Regions from separate parts of the Homo sapiens genome. Here region 2 is linked to region 1. A link is an interaction called in ENCODE POLR2A ChIA-PET data of the cell type or tissue named here. Cell type or tissue: CD4-positive, alpha-beta T cell. All regions are shown on one strand. Links, peaks and the distances in the headings refer to the core of each region. The heading gives the core; the rest is flanking DNA. Region 1 holds the start of PPP1R16B (protein phosphatase 1 regulatory subunit 16B). Region 2 overlaps PPP1R16B (protein phosphatase 1 regulatory subunit 16B).

Region 1 (10,901 bases), core at 1,778-9,777:
TGAGATGGGAGGATCACTTGAGTGCCAGAGGCTGCAGTGAGCTATGCTCATGCCATTGCACTCCAGCCTGGGTGACAGAGTGAGACTCTGTCTCAGAAAACAAAAACAAAAACAAAAACCTTTGTTCAGGCTGGGTGTGGTTGCTCACGCCTATAATCCCAGCACTTTGGGCGGACCACTTGAGGCCAGGAGCTTGAGACCAGCCTGGCCAACACTGGGAAACCCTGTCTCTATTAAAAATACAAAAATTAGCCGGGCATGATGGTGGGTGCCTGTAATACAAGCTACTCAGGAGGCTGAGGCAGGAGAATCACTTGAACCCAGGAGGCAGAGGTTGCAGTGAGCCAAGATCGTACCACTGCACTCCAGCCTGGGTGAGAGACTGAGACTCTGTCTCAAAAAACAAACAAACAAAAGACCTTGGTTCAGATAACCTCTAGAATGAATCCCTTTAAACACTGAAATTAGTTCATTTTTCACAGACTCAGGAATCTCTAGACCTTGCCTCATAGCAACTATATAATTCACCCAAATTCTACCTTCTGTATAATTTTTTTTTTTTTGAGACGGAGTCTCGCTCTGTCGCCCAGGCTGGAGTGCAGTGGCGCAATCTCTGCTCACTGCAAGCTCCGCCTCCCGGGTTCACGCCATTCTCCTGCCTCAGCCTCACGACTAGCTGGGACTACAGGCGCCCGCCATCATGCCCGGCTAATTTTTTGTATTTTTAGTAGAGACGGGGTTTCACCGTGTTAGACAGGATGGTCTCGATCTCCTGACCTCGTGATCTGCCTGCCTCAGCCTCCTAAAGTGCTGGTATTACAGGTGTGAGCCACCGCGCGCGGCCTACCTTCTGTATAATTTCTATGGAACTATGAATTTACTTAGTTGCTGTTGACCGGTTGACCTAAAGTTATGTTGACATTTAACTCTATATTTTTAAACATCAGTGTTTAGATTTTGTATGTTGGAGCCCATTTATTTATTTGGCGGCCCTCAAACATTTTCCCATAGCCTCGTAGAATATTCAGTGGCCTTGGACTGTCCCTTAATGTCTTACTACAGATGGTACCACAGATGACCTCCAAAATAAAGGAAGAGACTTTCCTGCCTGTGGACAGGAGAGAGAGGTGTGGAGGATGAGAGCATAGTTTAACTTTTTTTTTTGAAAAACTTTATTGAGATATAATCCACATGCCATACAATTCACTGGCTTATAAGTATATAATTCAGTGGTTTTTAATATATCCATAGTTGCGTGATCATCACCACAATCAATTTTAAAAATTTTTATCACCTCCAAAAGAAAAACTGGTACTCTTTTTGAGTCACCCCCCATTTGCCTCCAATAACCCCCTCCCAGCTCTAGACAATCACCAATCTGACTTCTGTCTCTATAGATCAGCCTATTCTGGACATTTCCTATAAATACAATCATATAATATGTGTATGGCCTTGGAACTGGCTTCTTTCACTCAGCACAAGGTTTTCAAGGTTCATTCACGTTGTGGCATGTGCTTCATTCATTTTGATTGCCAAGTAATAGTGGATTGTACCGTGTTTTATTTATCCATTATCATTTGATGGATATTTGGATTGTTTCCACTTTTTTTTTTTTTTTTTTTTTTGAGACGGAGTCTCGCTCTGTCGCCCAGGCTGGAGTGCAGTGGCGGGATCTCGGCTCACTGCAAGCTCCGCCTCCCGTGTTCACGCCATTCTCCTGCCTCAGCCTCCCAAGTAGCTGGGACTACAGGCGCCCGCCACTACGCCCGGCTAATTTTTTGTATTTTTAGTAGAGACGGGGTTTCACCGTTTTAGCCGGGATGGTCTCGATCTCCTGACCTCGTGATCCGCCCGCCTCGGCCTCCCAAAGTGCTGGGATTACAGGCGTGAGCCACCGCGCCCGGCCTTGTTTCCACTTTTTAGCTGTTGTGAATAATGCTACTATGAACATTTGTGTACAAATTTTTGTGTATGTATGCTTTTATTTCTCCTGAGTATATACCTAGGAGTAGAATTGCTGGGTCATCTGGCAACTCTATGTTTTAAATTTTGAGGAAATGCCATACTGGTTTTCAAAGCAGCGGCACCATTTTACATTTCCACCAGCAATGTATGAAGGATCCAATTTCTCCATATCCTTACCAATGCTGGTTATTGCCTATCTTTTTTATTATAACCATCTTAGTGGGTATGAAGTGGTATCTCATTGTGGCTTTGCATTTCCTTCATTGCTAATGATGTTGAGCATCTTGGCCATGTGTATATCTATCTTCTTTGAAGAAATGTCTATCCAGATCCCTTGGCCTTTTTTTTTTTTTTTTTTTTTTTTTTTTTTTTTGAGACTGGGTCTCGCTCTGTCGCCCAGGCTGGAGTGCAGTGGTGTGATCTTGGTTCACCGCAACCTCTGCCTCCCAGGTTCAAACAATCCTCCCACCTCAGCCTCCCCAGTAGCTGGGACTACAGGCCCATGCCATCATGCCCAGTTAACTTTTTGTATTTTTAGTAGAGTCAGGGTTTTGCCATGTTGCCCAGGCTCCTTGCCCATTTTTTATTATTTGTCTCTTTATTATAGAGTTGTAAGAGTTCCTTATATATTCTAGATATAAGTCCCTTACCAGGAATATGATTTGCAAATATTTCCTCCCGTTCTGTGGGATATTGTATTATTTTGCCAAGGCTGCCATAACATAATACTATAGACTGGGTGGCTTAAACAACAGAAATTGGCTGGGTGCGGTGGCTCACACCTGTAATCCCAGCACTTTGGGAGGCCGAGGTGGGTGGATCACTTGAGGTCAGGAGTTTGAGACCAGCCTGGCCAACATGGTGAAACCCTTACTCTACTAAAAATACAAAAATTAGCCGAGCGTGGGGGCATGCACCTGTAATCCCAGCTTCTCAGGAGGCTGAGGCAGGAGAATCGCTTGAACCTGGGAGGTGGAGGTTGCAGTAAGCCAAGATCGTGCCACTGCACTCCACCCTGGGCAGCAGAGTGAAACTCTATGTCAAAAAAACAAAACAAAACAAACCCCCAGAAATTTATTCCTCACAATTCTGAAGGCTACAATTCTGAGATCAAGGTGTTGGCAGGTCTGGTCCCCCAGCCCTGAGTCCTCTCTCCTTGGTTTGTAATTAACCTTCTTCTCCCTGTGCCTTCCTCTGGTCTTTCCTCTGTGTGGCGCATCTCTAGTGTCTCTTCTTATGAGGACACCAGTCATTGGATGAGGGCCCCATCCAAGGGCCTCAGTTTAAGATGATCACCTCTTTAAAGACCTTATCTCCATCCACAGTTACATTCTGAGGTTCTGAGACTGTAACCAGTACAGTTCAGCATATGAATGGGGGTGAGGGGGCACACAATTCAGCTTATAACAGTTATTTTTTCACTCTCTTTTTGTTCTTTTTATGTTTAATTTTTTTTTTTTTTTTTTTTTAGAGACAGGGTCTTGCTCTGTCACCCAGGCGGGAGTACAGTAGCACCATCATAGCTCACTGCAGCCTTGAACTCCTAGGCAAAAGCAATCCTCTTAAATAGCTAGGACTACAATCATGAACCACTACGTCTGCCTAATTTTAAAAGAATTTGTAGAGACAGAGTTTCACTATGTTGCCCTGGCTGGTCTTGAGCTCCTGGCCTCAAGTAATCCTCCTATCTCCACCTCCCAAAATGCTGGGATTATAGGTGTGAGCCACCAGGCCCAGCCATAACTTTTCACTTTCTTGATGATACCCCTGAAAGCACAAAAGTTTTTAATTTATCTATTTTTTTTTCTTTTGTTGCTTGTGCTAATATCTAAGCAACTACTGTTTAATCCAAAGTCATGAAGATTTAGGCTTATGTTTTCTTCAGAGAGTTTTATAGTTTTAGCTCTTACATTTAGATCTATATGTTGCATATAGTATGAAGCAGGGATCCAAATTCATTCTTTTGCATGTGGATATCCAGTTGTCCCAGCACCATTTTTTGAAAACACTATTCTTTCCCCATTAAATTGTCTTGGCACTCTTGTTGAAAATCAATTGGCAGTAAGTGTAAGGGCTTCTGTCTGGACTCTCAGTTTTATTCCATTGGTCTGTATGCCCATCCTTATACCCGTACCACCCTGCCTTGATGACTGAAGTTTCCTAGTAAGTTTTGAAATCAGGACTTGTGAGTCCCCCAACTTATTCTGAATTTACTTTAACTTTTGATACCGAACACAGTGTGAGAGGTGAATGAACAGCATGACATTGGAGTTGGGAGCCCCCTCCCTCCAAAGGCCTTATTTTAGGAACACAGGCCCCAAGTGCCACACAAGCCTTGGAGAGATGGGTTCCCATCCTCTCAGCCCATGGCTCTTCATTATCAATCAATGGAAACATTCTTCGGAGAACAATGATTCCCTTGGGTTATTTTAAACATGGCTTTAAGTCTTCCCCACATGCTCTACTGTCTAATTGCTTTTCCTGAAACAGTGTCATTCACAACTGGATTATTAATGAACTGAGAGGGAGCCAGGGAGCCAATGAAGGGGGCTTACAGAGTTCCTGGAGAGGGCCTGGGGGCCTGGAACAAGTTCAACCCACAGATTTTCTCTCCCCCAAGAAAGGTGACTGAGCAAACAGAAAATCACTAAACTCAGGTGATGCTGGTGGCCTCAAAAGAATATTGCCAGTGAAAAAAAAAGGATTCGGGCGAGTTCCTCAAACATGACAGCTGAGAATCAAATTAACTGGGTACCATCCCCAAACTCCCCAAACTTAAACTCTGAATTTCCCCAGCTGGCTGGCCCTGGGGTGCCTAGGGCTCTCATCTGTAGGCCGGGAAAGCTCAGGAAACAAGGCCTTTGTGGAGAAGAGAAACCTATTGTTCTAAGGCCAGGGTTCAGCAAATGTGGATTCCAGAGAATGTTTGGGGAGGTTTTCTCTGCTTTGTTTATGAACTTTCTTTTCTCTTCCTGGGGTGGTGATGGTGGGGGGTGACTCTCAGCAACTTAAATAGTTAAACCCATTGTGTTGTAAAGAAAGGCTGGTGCACAGAGTGCAGAGGCCTTCAGCCCCAGAAAGAGGCTTGAATGAGGTGACAGAAGCCACCGGGTATGTTTTGCTTTTTATTTTTAGCGTTAAATCTCAGGGAAGCAGCCCCTATCTTCATCCTGCACATCTCAAAGGGCGTCAGACGTCAGCAGAGGTACGACCACTTCCTTCCTCCAGCGCTTCACCTCCCTTCTTTCCAGAAAGAGGAAATGATGCGAGTCCACACCGCAGGCCACAGCCCCCATGTCTCGGCCCCAGCAGCTGGGGGACCTGGCCCCACAGATCTGTCCCCAGCGCAAGGCCAGGGCCGGCCCCTGGACCTCCTGGGAAGCCTTCAGACTCAGGCCGCGCAGGCCTTCAAGCTAGGAACCCTGAGTTCCTGGCCCTGGCATTCATTCTGTGTGACCTTGAGCAGGTTACCACTCCTCTCTGGGCTTCAGGATTCCCGTCTGTCAAATGGGAGCAGGGATACCGTCCTTGGCTTCCCTCTTTCCATGGTCGGGGTGGGGGTTAGGAAAACTATTTTGGAGGAGGGGGCAGCGTTAGGAAAACTATTCCGAAGCCTGGCCACGTCCCAACCGGTTTCAACTTCCTGCAGCTCAGAAGAGGGGTCCCCACCCGAGAGCGCCGGGACCCTGTCCCGCGCTGCCTCCCAAGCCGGATGGGGTTGAGCGCGCCCACCCCAGTCCCAGGAGCTCAGGCCCCGCCTTGGGGGAGGAGCCGAGAGGCGGCGCGGAGGCTCGCGGCCGAGCAGAGCCAGCTCTGTCGCCGCTGGAGCAGCTGCGGCTCGGGGACCCACAGACACAGCCGGGGTCGGGAGCCGCCCGGGGCAGGGCTCGGGAGAGCGGGTGAGTTCCCCGGCGGCGCCACCACCCTCCTTGCGCTCTGCGGCTTCGCAGGGCGGGGGATGAGGATGGGGCGGGGAGGTGGTCCCAGCCTGCTATCACCTAGCTGGGGGCCGGGGCGCTTTGGCCAAGGGACGATAGCTTGAGATAAATGGGAGTGTGGGGACTCTGGAAAGACGGGTACCGAGAGCGCTAGGTCCGGGAGTCGGGCTGGAATGGGGGCGTTCTCCCCGGCCTCGCAATTCCTTGACGAGGCCAGGGGAGGGGGCGCATTGGCAGGTTGTTGGCTGCGGCCGTCGTAGACCGATCTTGGGGCGGGGAGGTGGGGTCCTCGGTCTGTTCTGGACTCATGGGGCCGCCGTCTGCCGGGGGTGCAATGCCGGGCGGCGGGAGCCACAGCGGACACCAAACAACCCCCCCCCGCGCACTCTCCCGGCCGGGCATGGTGGTGCCGCCCCCTCGCGTGGCGGGGCTTGGTCCTGGCGGGCAGCGGCAGGGCGCAGAGAGCGCTCCTGCCCGGGCGGGAAAGATCCCCAAGGCAGGCGCCTCCACCTGCAGACCCGCCCCGCCTCAGGATCCGGCTGACAGCACCAGCCAGCCCGGGGAGACCCCGCGAGTGGTAGTTCCCCGGGAGGGGCGCGCCCGGCCTCTCCCAGGGCCCCGTGCGCCGGCGGCTGGGTCCCCCGCGCCAGGAGCGCTCCCCTCTGGGCGACTCCGGCTCATCGATTCCGGCCCAGAGGAGCGCCCCCGGGCGCCGAGGATGGGCGGAGACGTGCAGCCGCCCCTGAGAGGTCGCCCAGAGGGGTCTCCCCAAGGTCACCCGGAGTGCCCAGGCTGAGCTGCCCAGACCGCCCCGGGTGGAGAGCCGGGAGGCAGGCGCTCGCTGCCCTCCTCCTTCCCCCATGTAGACTCCCTTCCTCCGCTCCCCCACCCCGGCCCGGCCTCCAGCTTCACTGGAGATGCTGATGATGCAGCTCCCAGCCCTTGGAGGATAATTGAGCCTGGGAGAGCTTTGAATCTGGCCCTCCTGAGACCCCAGGGCTGCGCCGCTGCCGCGCGCCAGGCCTGGGTCCCGGTGCTCCCGGGCACCTCAGGAGCGGAGGGAGAGGGATGTGGCTTCATCAGCGCTTCTAGGAACCGAAAACCGAGCTGCCTGCGCGCCCATGTGATTGCATTTCACATAAAGGGCCCCTGTTTTCACTGTCAGAAGAGCCCCCCAGCTCTCCGCGGCTCTGGACACCAGGTGCCGCCTCTGAATCACCCTCTGTGGAGGACCCGGGGCCCGGAGGTACAGGCGCCCTTTCCCGCAGGGCTCTCCCTGGAAAGGGCCTGCCGATGGCGGCCTCAGTCCGCAGGGGTACTTCCCTGTGTACCCTGCCATTTCCTGCGGCTGGTGAAGCACCGGAGAAAAACCGTCCATCTAGGAGGCCTCCTCCAAGGCTGGTAATAAAGCTTCTTAGCCCAGCCAGCGACTAGCTGTCTACTCGTGGGCAAGGTACTTGGCTTCTGGAGTCTCAACTGCCTCTAAGATACGGGGCTAACAGCCGCCAGGCTGTGGGGAGATGAGGGAGAGGCTGGGTGCAGCAGAGCGGGAGGATGAACACTCCTTGGCCAATACTGGCCGCCCTCGGGATTGGCTTTGAGTGGGGCGTGTCTCTCTTAGACAGGTGCAGAAGTGGAGCCCTGGTGGGTGGTTCTGCAGGGGCTGGGGGAGTTTCCACATCTTCCTCCCCCAGCTCTGTCATAAAAAGCCAGCTTGCAGGAGGCCGGTGGGGGCCAGCAAATCCTTCCAGCCGGCTGCCTGCTCACACGGCCCTTCCCACACAAATCTCCCATGCCCTTCTCTCCCACCTGTCACCCAAATCCCATCTTCCTGGCTGAGTCCCCAGGATGCTGGGGGCAAGATGTCAACCAGGCCACCCTGGACTGTCAACTCTGTGCCTACTTGTCTACTGGGGTCTACCTAACAGTGTTCCCCTGTCCTGGAACCTTCCTGGCTCCAGCTCTTCCCAGCCTCTGTAATGTCTTCTTTCCCCTCTTTTGGTCTCCTACCACCGTGACACTCATTAGTGGCTCTGTGGTTCATGTGTCAAGGGCCCCGTGCCATCTGTGCTCTCCAGATCATCCATGGCCTAGAAAGACACGGTAGGCAAGGCCCTGTGCCCACTCAGACTTTGCTCTCCCTGGTAATTGACGGAGTGGAGGTTAAATTCTAATCTAGCTGTTAAGTCATTTCAGGAGCTTGAGCCACAGGGCTAAGAGGATACTGATGTAGGCAGGTGGTTTTTCCTTAAAGCCAGAACCTTTCTCCTTTCTGCAGAGCCCATTTGAGCCCTTTGGAAACTAGGCCTATGTGTGATGGCCTCACAGAATCCTCACAACCCCGTGAAGTAGGCATTACTGATTCCCATTTTGCAGATGGGAAAACTGGGGCTCAGCTCCTCTCAAAACCAGCTCCATGCCCCAAGTGTAGCAACAGAGGCTGCAGCCAACCTGGTTTAGGAGAAGGCAGAAGGCACATACCTGAATTCAGGTGCTGTGCTTGGACTCTTGGGACCCCATCCCCCCAACCTTTCCCTCCCCTCTCCCAACCTAGCCACCACCCCTCCTGCACCCAGGACTCTTGTCACATTTGTTGACCAGGAGGTCCCAACTGGCACTCTTCCAGCAGAGACCAGGAAAACCTTCACTGTCCTGAGTGCATCTTAGCAATTGGGCTTCAAGAAGGGCTCGGACAAGCCTGCCTCTTACAGAAAGCTACGAGTATGAAGAGTGAGGGAGCCAGAGAGGTCTAATTTTAATTAGGGATCTATACCTAAAAGCTCTGTGACCCTGTATACATGACTTAATCTCTCTGAGTCTGGTTTTCTCATTTGTAAAATAGGTATCACAGTAATGCCTACTTTGTGGGATTGTAAGGATTCCATGAGACCATTAACACATAGAAAGTGCTCAGTACTAGGGTGGAGCATAGTGGCTCACACCTGTAATCCCAGCAGTTTGGGAGGCCAAGGCGGGAGGATCACTAGACGTCAGGAGTTCGAGACCAGCTGGCCAACATGGTGAAACCCCATCTCTACTAAAAATACAAAAATTAGTGCAGCATGGTGGCGCATGCCTGTAGTCCTAGCTACTTGGGAGGCTGAGGCACGAGAATTGCTTGAACCCGGGAGCAGGAGGTTGCAATGAGCCGAGATCACATGACTGCACTCCAGCCTGGGTGACAGAGCGAGACTCCATCTCAAAAAGAAAAAGAAAAAAAAAAGTGCTCAGTACAGCATCTGGTGTGGGTAGGAATGCAGGAAATGATCATTGTCACCATCACTACTATTTCCTCCTTTGTGTTGGACTCTCAAAGGTCCCACCTCCTCCAGTGCTAGGGTGGGGAGTGAGTGCGACCCTGTCTCTTCTGCCTGTAGCCATCAGGACGGGGAAAGCCTCTCAGCCTGTCTCCTGGGGCGGGGGTGGGGGCTCACTCCTGGGAACTTGAGTCTAGCACCAGCTTTTCCCCGGGGAGTCTGTGAGCAGCCACTTAGCCTTTCTCAGCTGACTGCCATTTTCCAGGATTCATTGATTCATTCAAAAGACGTTTATTCCATCCCAGCCCTTGTGCTTAGCAAGGGATTTCAAGATGAATGAGGCAGCTCTCAGAGTTCTCCCTCTATGGGGAGAGGCAGGCCTGGAGACAGATAATGAGGACACTGTGGGATAAAGGCTGCAACAGCAAGAAGAGAGAGTGACGAGCAGATCCACATGGCTCAGGCTGACCCAGGTCTGAATCTTGAAGCTGCCACCTTGTAGCTGGGTGAGGATGGACAGAGGCCTTACCTCTCAAGCAGATAAGCCACCTCCCTAAGATGATGATGTGAGGAGAGAAGTGAGACACTGTGGATAAAAAACCTAGCTTGGACCAGGTGCGGTGGCTCATGCCTGTAATCCCAGCAATTTGGGAGGCAGAGGTGGGCAGACTGATTGACTCCAGGAGTTCGAGACTAGCCTGGGCAATATGGCAAAACCCCGTCTCTACAAAAAATACAAAAAATTAGCCAGGCATGGTGGTGTGCACCTGTAGTCCCAGCTACTTGGAAGGCTGAGGTGGGAGAATCACCTGAACGGGGGAAGTGGAGGCTCCTGTGAGCCATGATTGCGTGCACCTCTGCACTCTAGCCTGGGCAACAGAGTAAGACCTTGTTTCGAAAAAAAAAAAAAAAAAAAAACAAAACCAAAAAACTTAAAAACCCAGCTTGGGCTTTCTAGATATTAATAAGTGCTCACAGATGTTCGTTGCTATTATTAGTCTATTATTGCCAATAACAGGTGGGCAAAAGTTGCTGTGGGAGCATGTTGAGCCCTTCAGTGACAGTTTTCCAGGTGGTAGGGCAGCCCTAGCCGGGAGAACAGCATGTGCAGAGGCACCGAGGCTTAAAAGTGCTGGATGTTTTTGGAGAGCAGTGGGAGGAGTTGCTGATGGAGCAGAGTCATGAGAAAGTTTGATGGAGGCAGAAGCAAGGCCAGGGAGGTAGCAGAGGCTATCCTGCCGGGAGCCCCGAAGGATTAAACACTCACTGACCCGAGGCAGTCCCTCTGCACCTTCCTTGGAGGGTGGTTCTCTAGTGAGGGTTGTCCAGGAAACTTCAGGATTAACTTTTGCATGGGAGGAAGGGCTGGTCTCTGCTCAACTATCCATACATTCACCATCCTTCCCTCTTCATTCCACCCAGGAAGCACGAAGAAGAAGAGGTCCACTCCCTCTTCCTGAGATGCTTTTCCCACCTCTGCACTTGTTTCTCTCTTCCTGGGACTCAGTTTCTCACCTGAGAGAAGAGGGTAGAAGTGGAGGAAGCGTCATGACCTGACTCACTGATTGATCATGATATAGCACCAAGTGCATTTCTGGATGCTGGTCACTGTCAAAGGTCTTTACTTGCATCGCCATTGAATTCTCATACCAATCCGTTGAAATGAATGCACTTATCCCCCACTGCACAGAGGGAGAAACCGAGGCACAGAGGGTGAGGCAATTTGCTAAAGGGCATGCAG
Region 2 (9,385 bases), core at 1,386-9,385, 67 kb after region 1:
TGGCAGCCGCTAATCTACTTTCTGTCTCTATGGATTTATCTGTTCTGGATATTTCATATAATATGTGACTTTTCGTGTCTGGCTTCTTTCACTTGGCGTAATGTTTTTCGGGTTCATCCACGCTGTAGCATGTGTCAGTACATTATTCCTTTTACATCTGGATCATGTTACATTGTGTGGATAGACCCCCTGTCCCCCGCCAACCACACACACCCAGGCTGGAGTCACCCTAAGGTCCACCTCTGCAGTGATGGTTAAAGCGATGTCCCCAAAGGGCACTGTGGTCTTGGCTCCTTGATCTCACCAGCCATTCATGTCCAAACATCAGCCTGGTGCTGATGGGGACGAGGTGGGGAGTGATTCTGGGGGATGGGGATAGTTAAAGATCCACCAGGGACAGATGAGCTTCCTGTGTGGTCCAACTCAGGAGTCACCAGGGTCCATGGTTCAGATGCTGGGATCTGGAGCGAGACCATCTGGGCTCAAATCCTAGCTCTGTTGCCTATTGGGTGAACTTGGGCAAACCATTCAATCTCTCTGTGCCTCAGTTTTTCTTTTGGTTAAATAGAATAATAATACACTACCTACTTAAAAGGGTTGTACCAGAGCTAAATGAAGCCTTGCTTTAGCACAGTGCCTGGCACAGAGGAATATTTCCAAAATATGTTAGTTGTCCAAAATGTGTTAGCATTTCCAAAATGTGTTAGCTGTCAGCTCTTGTGATTCTTTGATTCTTTTTTTTCCCCCCGAGATGGAGTCTTGCTCTGTTGCCCAGGCTGGAGTGCCATGGTGTGAACTTGGCTCACTGCAACCTCCGCCTCCTGGGTTCAAGCAATTCTCCTACCTCAGCCTCCCGAGTAGCTGGGATTACAGGCGCCCGCCACCACGCCCAGCTAATTTTTGTATTTTTAGTAGAGACGGGGTTTCATCATGTTGGCCAGGCTGGCCTCAAACTCCCGACCTCAGGTGATCCGCCCATCTTGGCCTCCCTAAGTGCCAGGATTACAGGTGTGAGCCACCACACCTGGCCGTGATTCTTTGATTCTATCAGTTGGTGTTTCCCCCTAAAATTGCAGTCCTGTGAGTGTGCTGAGGCCGTGCCTGGGCACTATGCACCCTCATAGCATGGGTTGCCTTTTCTTACTGCTCCTCCCCTGGGCTGTTTTCCATCTATTTCAGGGCTTTCTTGTTACTGTGCATCACTGTGAGCTCCACAGAGCAAAGGCTCACTCTGGTTTGCTCAGCACAGTGTACACGCCGGGCACAGTCCCTCTGAACAACTGCATGCCCACACCACTCCTGCGTTTCACCTCAGGACCCCATGGCCCACCCCTGTGAGCTAAGCTCATGCCTTTTTACTTTGAGATAATTATAGATTTACATGCAGTTAAAAAAAATACAGAGAGATCCCTTCTGTTCTACACCCAGTTTACCCAAATGGTAAGTTTTTTTTTTTTTTGGAGACAGGGTCTCACTCTGTCACCCAGGCTGGAGTGCAGTGGCGTGATCTCAGCTCACTGCAATCTCTGTCTCCTGGGTTCAAGTGATTCTTCTGCCTCAGCCTCCTGAGTAGCTGGGATTACAGGCACATGCCACCTCGCCTGGCTAGTTTTTGTTTTTAGTACAGACGGGGTTTCACTATGTTGGTCAGGCTGGTCTTGAACTCCTGGCCTCAAGTGATCCTCCCGCCTCAGCCTCCCAAATGGTAACATTTTGCAAAACTAATATATGTTATCACAACCAGTAAATTGACATTGATACGGTTCACCAATTGGATCCAGATTTTGCCAGTTTTATATGCATTCATTTGTGTATGGATGTGTGTGTTTGGCTCTGTGAAATCTTTGATGGCAGGAGCAGATTTGTGTGACCAGCACTGCAGTCAAGAGGCAGAATTATGAAATACTGGTTACATGATAAAATTATAATATTTTGGACATATGGATTAGGTAAAATATATCATTAAAATATCACCTGTTTTTATTTTTTAAATGTTGTTAACAAAACATTTCAAATCACATATGTGGCCTATGTTATATTTCTCTAGGACACTGCCATCAGTCCAAAAAGTTCCCCTGTGTCCCTTCCCAGTCAATCCCCTACGCTCTTCCAGGCAGCTATTGTTCTGATGGTTTTTTTCCCCACTAAAGGCTATTTTTTTCCTTTTTGTCTTTTTTTTGAGGTGATATGCACATAAAAAATTAGCCATTTTATTTTTTTTTATTTATTTATTTTTGAGACAGTCTTGACGTGTCACCCAGGCTGAATGCGGGTGGCACGATCTTGGCTCACTGCAACCTCCACCTCCTGGGTTCAAGTGATTCTCGTGCCTCAGCCTCCCGAGTAGCTGGAATTACAGGCGTGCACCACCATGCCCAGCTAATTTTTGTATTTTTAGTAGAGATGGAATCTCACCATGTTGGTCAAACTGGTCTCGAACTCCTGACCTCAGGTGATCCACCCACCTCAGCCTCCCAAAGTGTTGGGATTACAGGCGTGAGCCACCGCGCCTGGCCTATTTTTAACTTTTTGGAGAACTGCCAAACTGTTTTCCACAGTAGCTACGCACCATTTTATATCCTCACCAGCAGTGTACAAGGGTTCCAGTTTCTCCACATGCTTATCAACACTTGTTATTGTCTGTTTTTAAAGAAATTATAGTCATTTTAGTGGGTGTGAAGTATATTGTTAGTTTGCTTTTTCTGGAAAGTCATGCAAGTGGAATCACATAGTATGGACCCTGTGTGAGCCTTCATTTGCTCAACTTATATGCGAAGATTTTTTAGATGTGTGGTTTGAGGGCCTGGAAAGTCATGTCCTGGCCTATGGAATATATTAAAGGGGAAGATAGGATTCCTTAAGGCAAAAGTGGCAGTTCATTAACCCCCTCCCCTGCAAATCCCTGCCCCACCCCCATCCCGCTGCCACATAAAGATGGACCTGTCTGCCTGCCTTCACTGCAGAGCAAAAATTTTATTTATTTATTTTTTTTTTTTTTTAAGACACGGTCTCTCTCTGTCGCCCAGGCTGGAACACAGTGACGCGATCCCAGCTCACTGCAACCTCCACCTCCTGGGTTCAAGCAATTCTCCTTCCTCAGCCTCCTGAGTAGCTGGGATTACAGGTGCCCACCAACATGCCTGACTAATTTTTGTATTTTTAGTAGAGATGGGGTCTCACCATGTTGGCCAGGCTGGTCTTGAATTCCTGACCTCAAGTGATTCACCTCAAGTGATCCACCCGCCTTGGCCTCCCAAAGTGCTGGGATTACAGGTGTGAGCAACCACGCCCGGCCTGCAGAGCAAAAATTTATTGAGCACCTGTGGTGTGCCAGGACTCATTTATAAGTAAATAGAAAAGGTCCCTGTCCTTGTAGGGTTTATAAACTATAGGGGGAAACTACAAGTCCACATACACATAACCTACCATTTAAAAGTCTGACTAAATGCTGTGAAGGAGTAAGCAAGGTGCTTTGATAGGGAACAGAGGGACAGTGTGTGTATAGGAAGGCCAGTCAGGTGGGTCCCTCTGAGGAGGTGACACTTAAGAGACCTGAAGGATGAGAACTGAGCCAGCCATGCAGAAGGATGGGGAGGCTGGGCTAGAGGAGAGTGTTCTAGGCAGAACAAAATAGCACAAGCAGGGGCCCTGGGGCAGTGAAAGCCTCTGGTGGTTCAGTGCAAAGTTAGGAAGGTGTGAAACAGTGGGAAGGGAAGGGACAGGGATGCTCCTGCTGGCTGATGGCCCATACTGTAGGGGCCACAACTTTGTCTTAGCTGCAAGCAGGACCGGAGACATGAAGGGCCAGACTCTGGGCCAATTTCCTTGCTGCGTTCTCAGCTCCAAGAGGCAGCTCGGCTGGGATATTGTGGCTCATTCTAGTGTCTTGCAGCCTCTCAAACTGGAGGGCTGGAGGGTTGGGGCGTGGTTAGTGGCAGCTGTGACGGAGACTTATCAGGAAGCAGGCATGTAATTCCTGCAGTGATTCACACCCAGTCCCCAGTTTACTGCAGTCCTGCAGTGATTCACACCTGGGCCCCAGTTTACCGCAGCTGCACCTTTAAACAGGGCTCGGATGCCTGCATCTCCCTGACCCGTGTGTACCCTCATCATCCCAGGACCTCGGAGGTGTGGGTGAGGCAGCACATAGCTCAGCCTGGTGCCCTCCTCTCACTAGAGAGCTTGACCCTAAAGCCGCAAGCTCAAGCCCACGCCCTGGCCAACCTCCTGGAGCTTTGAGAACAAGGTGTCCTGTACACAGAGTCCTGGCCCCAGTACCTGAGCGCACATGAACCCCGTATGCAAGAAGAAAACTGACCCCAGCCCCATGTTACATAAGAACATCTTTGGAATTTGGCTCCTTTTGAAATGAAATGGGAAACCTGCACTCAAACAAGCAGGTATGGGGAATTCAATAGGAGGCAAATGCCCTCAGGGTCACCTCTGGGCCAGTATGCATTCTGAGGATTGGTTTATTCATTCAGCAAACATTGTGGACACCTGCTTTGTGCCAAGCTTCATGGAGGGATACAAGAACAGATGTTCAATCAATGTCTGTGGGAAGAAGGAGAGAGAAGGGGGATGAAAGGGAAGGATTGAGAAGGAGGAGTGTAGGGAGGTAGAGAGTAAGGAAGAGAGGAACGAAGGGAGGGAGGGAGGGAGGGAAGGAAGGAGGGAGGGAAGGAAGGAAGGAGGGAGGCAAAGAAAGGGGAAGGGAGGGAGGGAGGGAAGGAAGGAGGGAGGGAGGGAAAGAAAGGGGAAGGAACAGAGGGAGGGACGGAGGGAAGATAAATGGGCAGAGATACCCTCACAGAGCTCATCGTCATGTGACTGTGGGTGCAGGTGTGCCCATGGTAATGTAACTAAGTATTTACAATCTAGCTCAGCTCTGATCAATGGAAAAATAATGTAAGCCACATATGTAATTTTAAATGTTCTAATAGTTCCAGTAAAGCAGGCAAGGAACAGGTGAAATTAATTTGAATAATTATTTAACTCAACATTATTTCAATATGTATTTAGTATAAAAATATTAATGGGTATGTTACATATCTTTTTCACACTAAATCTTCAAGGTCACCCCTAGCACGTCTCAATCTGGATTATGCACATTTCAAGTGCTCCCCAGCCCTGGACACCGTGGAGGGTGGCAGGCACTCTGACTGAGGTGCACAGAGCCTGCTGAGGGCACTTAAGTCAGAGTCAAGGAAGACTTCACCGGGTGGTGCCTTCAGTCATTTAATCATTTGCTCACTTACTGTTCACCTAATGTTTATTGAATGCCTCCTGCACTGGGTGTGACGGCTGGGCAGAGACTCTGCTTGGAGGAAGGAGGGAAGGGCATTCCAGACTAGGGAAGCAGATTGCAAGCTCTGAGAGGGCAGACTGGCGTCTGTCTGGTTCACTGCTGTAGCCCTGCACCTGGTGCAGAGTTGGTGCCTGGCGAACATTTGCGGAGCGGGAAAGGAGGGAGAGAGGAGTTGGGCATTTCTAGAGCGCAGGAGGCAGAGAAGACTGGTTAGAGAGGAAGCTGGAGACACCATTCTCAAACTTGACAGTGCACTGGAATCACTGGCAGGGTTTGTTAAAGCGTAGATTGTTAGACACCCCCCTCCTGCAGGGTTCCTGATCCAGCAGGGCTGGGGTAGGGCCACCGGATTTGCATTGCCAGCAAATTCCCAGGTGCTGCTGCTGCTGCTGGTCCAGGGATCACTGAGAACCACTGGGCTAGACCACGAACCCTGTGAAGGCAGAGAGGAGCCAGGAGAGGTTTCTGAGAAGGAGAGAGGGGAGCACTTAGGTTTGTGATTTAGAAAACTGTGGGTGTGCGGCACGGTGGCGCATGCCCGTAGTCCCAGCTACTCGGTAGGCTGAAGCAGGAGGATCACTTGGGTCTGGGAGATCTGGGCTGTAGTGCGCTATGCTGATCGGGTGTCGGCACTAAGTTTGGCATTAATATGGTGACCTCCCGGGAGCGGAGGACCATCAGGGTGCCTAAGGAGGGATGAAGTGGCCCAGGTCGGAAACAGAGCAGGTCAAAACTCCCCTGCTGATCAGAAAACTGTGCATGGCTGCTGAGGACAGGGGTTTCCACCTCCGTCCCACCTCTCCTGCCAGGGCAGTGGCACCCTTAGCTCAGGAGGGTGCGTCAGGACCCAGTTCCATCCTCACACGGTGGGGAAGCCTGGGCTGTGCTCCCAGAACAAGAAACAGACCTGGGTGATGAGTGACAAATGTGGACGGTTCTCTGCACTGTGGGTGGAAATAGAAACCCTTAGTCAGCTGTGGGGTTCAGCAAAGAATTTCCCTGGTTAACGGAAACTTGACTGGCTGTGGGTGAGGGGGAGGTTGGGTTCTGAGACGTCTGGGAGGCCTGGGCTCTTCGGTTCTCGTGGTGCCCAGCTCAGCGTGATGCCTTCAGGTTTGAGACCACTTCCTCCTGTTGAGCCTCTTCTCTGGGGGCACTCATTATGTATGCTGCGTAACAAATCACCCCAAAAGGTGTTAAGTGAAAGTAACAACAGATGTCTGTGTTCTCACAGTTTCTGTGAGTCAGGAACCCGGGGTCGCTGGGTGGTTTGGGCTCAGGGTCTCTCAGGAGGCTGTCGTCAATATGTGGGCCAAGGCCTGACTGGGTTAGGGGATCTGATTCTAAGATGGCGCTCACACGCTGTTGGCAGGAGGCCTCACTCCCTCACTGGTGGTCTTTTCACAGGACTGCTAAGTCCACACTATGACAGCTGGCTTTCCCAGAACAGGTGATCCAAGGGGCAAGACAGAAGCTGAAACATCTTTTTTTTGTTTTTTTTTTTTTGAGATGGAGTCTCACTCTGTTGCCCAGGCTGGCGTGATCTCAGCTCACTGCAACCTCTGCCTCCTGGGTTCAACCGATTCTCCTACCTCAGCCTCCCAGGTAGCTGGGATTACAGGCATGTGCCACCACACTCGGCTAATTTTTGTATTTTTAGTAGAGACAGGGTTTCACCATGTTGGCCAGGATGGTCTCAAACTCCTAACCTCAGGTTATCTGCCCGCCTCGGCCTCCCAAAGTTCTGGGATTACAGGCATGAGCCACCGTGCCTGGCCAGCTGAAACATCTTTTATGACCCAGACTCACAAGGCACACTCCATCCTATTGGTGACACATTAGCCCTGTTCACTGGGGGAGGGAACTGGACAAGAAGGTGAATCCTAGGAGGCTGGGGTACTTGGGTGGCATCTTGGAGACTGACCACAATGCCCAAACTGCCCTTTGGCCTTATCTTGTAGTCAGTCCACAGATCTCCAAAGATAACTGTATCTGGTGCTGCTATTTGTTGTCTTGGAGCTTGAAGACTGGGCCCTACATTCCTGAGGGGTGCCTGCTGGAGCCAGGAGGTGGGGTAGGGGAGAGCCAGCTAGTAGCTAAACACTTTACTCATTCCAGACACTATGGTCAGCACTTTATAATCTAATTCTCAGACAACCTTATGAGATTATAGTCCCCATTCTACAGATGGGGAAACTGAGGCTCAGATAGAGGAGATGACACATCTGAGATCAAACCACTGGGAAATGGTGGGGTCTGAATTCTGAACCACTACACGTGTGTCTTCATACCAGGTGCAATGCTTAGGTAGACTGCATATTCCCCAACAGTGTGCTTTGATGGCTTCTCTCCAGGGTGGAAGTGGTTGGAGCAAAGGTCAGACTGGCCCTTTCATCCCTTGGGCTCAGAGCCTGGCACTAGGCTTGCTGGCAGAAGAGGAAACAGGAAGGCTTTGGGCTGCATGCAGATCCCCAACTCTTAAAACCTGGGGTCAAGTTTGGCTCTCTCATACATTCTCATGGTGGAGCAAGCATGGGTCAAGTGTGGGGGTATTGGAGCCTCTTACCAGCTGAGTAGATTGGGGCAAGTTAATTAAACTCACTGTGCCTCAGTATCCCCAACTGTAAAATAGGAGCTCATTAGAGCCTGCCTCACATTTGCCTTGGGCTGTTGTAAGCATTAAATGAGATCATTTCCTACACATGCTAGACTCAGGGCTGGGCAACAGCAAGTGCTCAGTAAACATGAGCTCTTCTTATCGCAGGCTTGTTAGATGCTGATATGCATCTGCTGTCTGTTCCCACATCTGGCTGAGCTGTGAGGATACGAGGGTTGAAGACCATGGCATTTTTGTCTATTGCTGGGAGCATCAGCAAATGATCCATCCTGCAGGTCCGAGAGCTCAGGACATTTTCAGCAAATGGCTCCCAAGTCCCATACATCACTCTACCTACATCCTGTCCTGGTCCTCTCTGAGCCAGGAACAGAGGGTTCCAGAAGCCCTGGAAAACTTGCAGCTTGCTCCCCTCCGGGCCCAGCCAGCTACTCTCTAGCTGTTCCTGTCTGATAAGAGAGTGGATTTTTCCATTTCCTGCAGCAGAAATGCTCCTGTTTCCTCTCTGCCCACCCAGCTGCCCTGGTTTCTGCTGCTGCACGGGCAGAAGATGGGTATCTGGAAGTCACAGGAGATTGTGCAGCATGCAGGGAGAGTAGCAGGACAGGGCCCCCCAGGCAGGTGGGGCTGCAAGGCAGTCAGCATACCTTGCAGGAGCCAGACTTCTCTGTTTTGTTTTGACATGGGAACCGAGTCTGTATCAGAAATGACAAAATCAAACACCCGCAAACAAAACCCCCCAGCGAAGCAAACAGGAAGCAGGGTCTGGATAAAAATACCATCCTTTTTGCAGCTGCAGCCTCCACCATGCAGGTTTCAGAAGGTCACGCTCTTGACAGGAAATGTGGCTGCTTTCAGAGGGGAGAGGTGGCTGAGTTGGGGCCGGGGGTAGAGACAGTGGGGACAGCCAGAAGCAACAGCAGGCTCTCGGGGGAGGTTCGTGCACCTTTCACTTCTTGACAGGTGAAGGAACTGGGCCCGATCTGTCTGTTCCCTTCCTGGCCACGATCCCAGGGTTCACCTTGGACTTATATTTGTTTCTTCCTCTCCTACCAGGGACCAGGAGACTTTTATTGTGAGGGTGAAATGAGACTGTGGTTTTGAACTTTTTTTTTTTTTTTTTTTTGAGATGGAGTTTCGCTCTTGTTGCCCAGGCTGGAGTGCAATGGTGGGATCTTAACTCACTGCAACTCCGCCTCCCGGGTTCGGGCGATTCTCCTGCTTCAGCCTCCCAAGTAGCTGGGATTACAGGTGCCTACCACCATGCCCAGCTAAATTTTTGTATTTTTGGTAGAGACAGGTTTCACCATGTTGGCCAGGCTGGTCTCGAACTCCTGACCTCAGGTGATCTGCCCGCCTTGGCCTCCCAAAGTGCTTGGATTACAAGCATGAGCCACCACTCTCAGCCATTGAACATATTTTGTTAGCTGAAAAGCATTACCCTGAGGATCAGCAAAGTTTTT

The links. Peaks named below come from ENCODE experiments on the same cell type or tissue, not always from the same donor. Only the 100,000 strongest peaks of a DNase experiment are listed, where the experiment ranks them.
Region 2: POLR2A ChIA-PET joins it to region 1 with 107 read pairs; 17 of 35 experiments call an interaction of 5 or more read pairs at or near these places.

Annotation. Positions count from the first base shown.
Region 1 is chr20:38,799,929-38,810,829 of GRCh38, forward strand. It overlaps PPP1R16B (protein phosphatase 1 regulatory subunit 16B), which reads left to right and starts at 5,769. Exons shown (of 11, transcript NM_015568.4): 1 at 5,769-5,864. RefSeq lists enhancers at 4,082-4,944, 4,945-5,806, 5,089-5,358, 6,387-7,225, 8,805-8,854 and 1 more and silencers at 5,619-5,998, 6,189-6,408, 6,469-6,818. In CD4-positive, alpha-beta T cell, for the core only: CTCF peaks have their summits at 6,416 (motif pointing left) and 6,698; DNase peaks (open chromatin) are centred at 5,193, 5,743, 6,473, 7,493 and 1 weaker place; H3K4me3 peaks cover 3,803 bases; H3K27ac peaks cover 4,782 bases.
Region 2 is chr20:38,866,943-38,876,327 of GRCh38, forward strand. All of the region lies in intron 2 of PPP1R16B (protein phosphatase 1 regulatory subunit 16B), which reads left to right. It also overlaps the pseudogene RN7SL116P. Among named protein-coding and RNA genes, the nearest start is that of FAM83D, 55 kb to the right of the region's middle. RefSeq lists enhancers at 3,529-4,099, 4,228-4,287, 4,308-4,397, 6,346-6,665. In CD4-positive, alpha-beta T cell, for the core only: no CTCF peak of the experiment used is centred there; DNase peaks (open chromatin) are centred at 3,979, 6,359, 8,059 and 8,719; H3K4me3 peaks cover 2,896 bases; H3K27ac peaks cover 4,327 bases.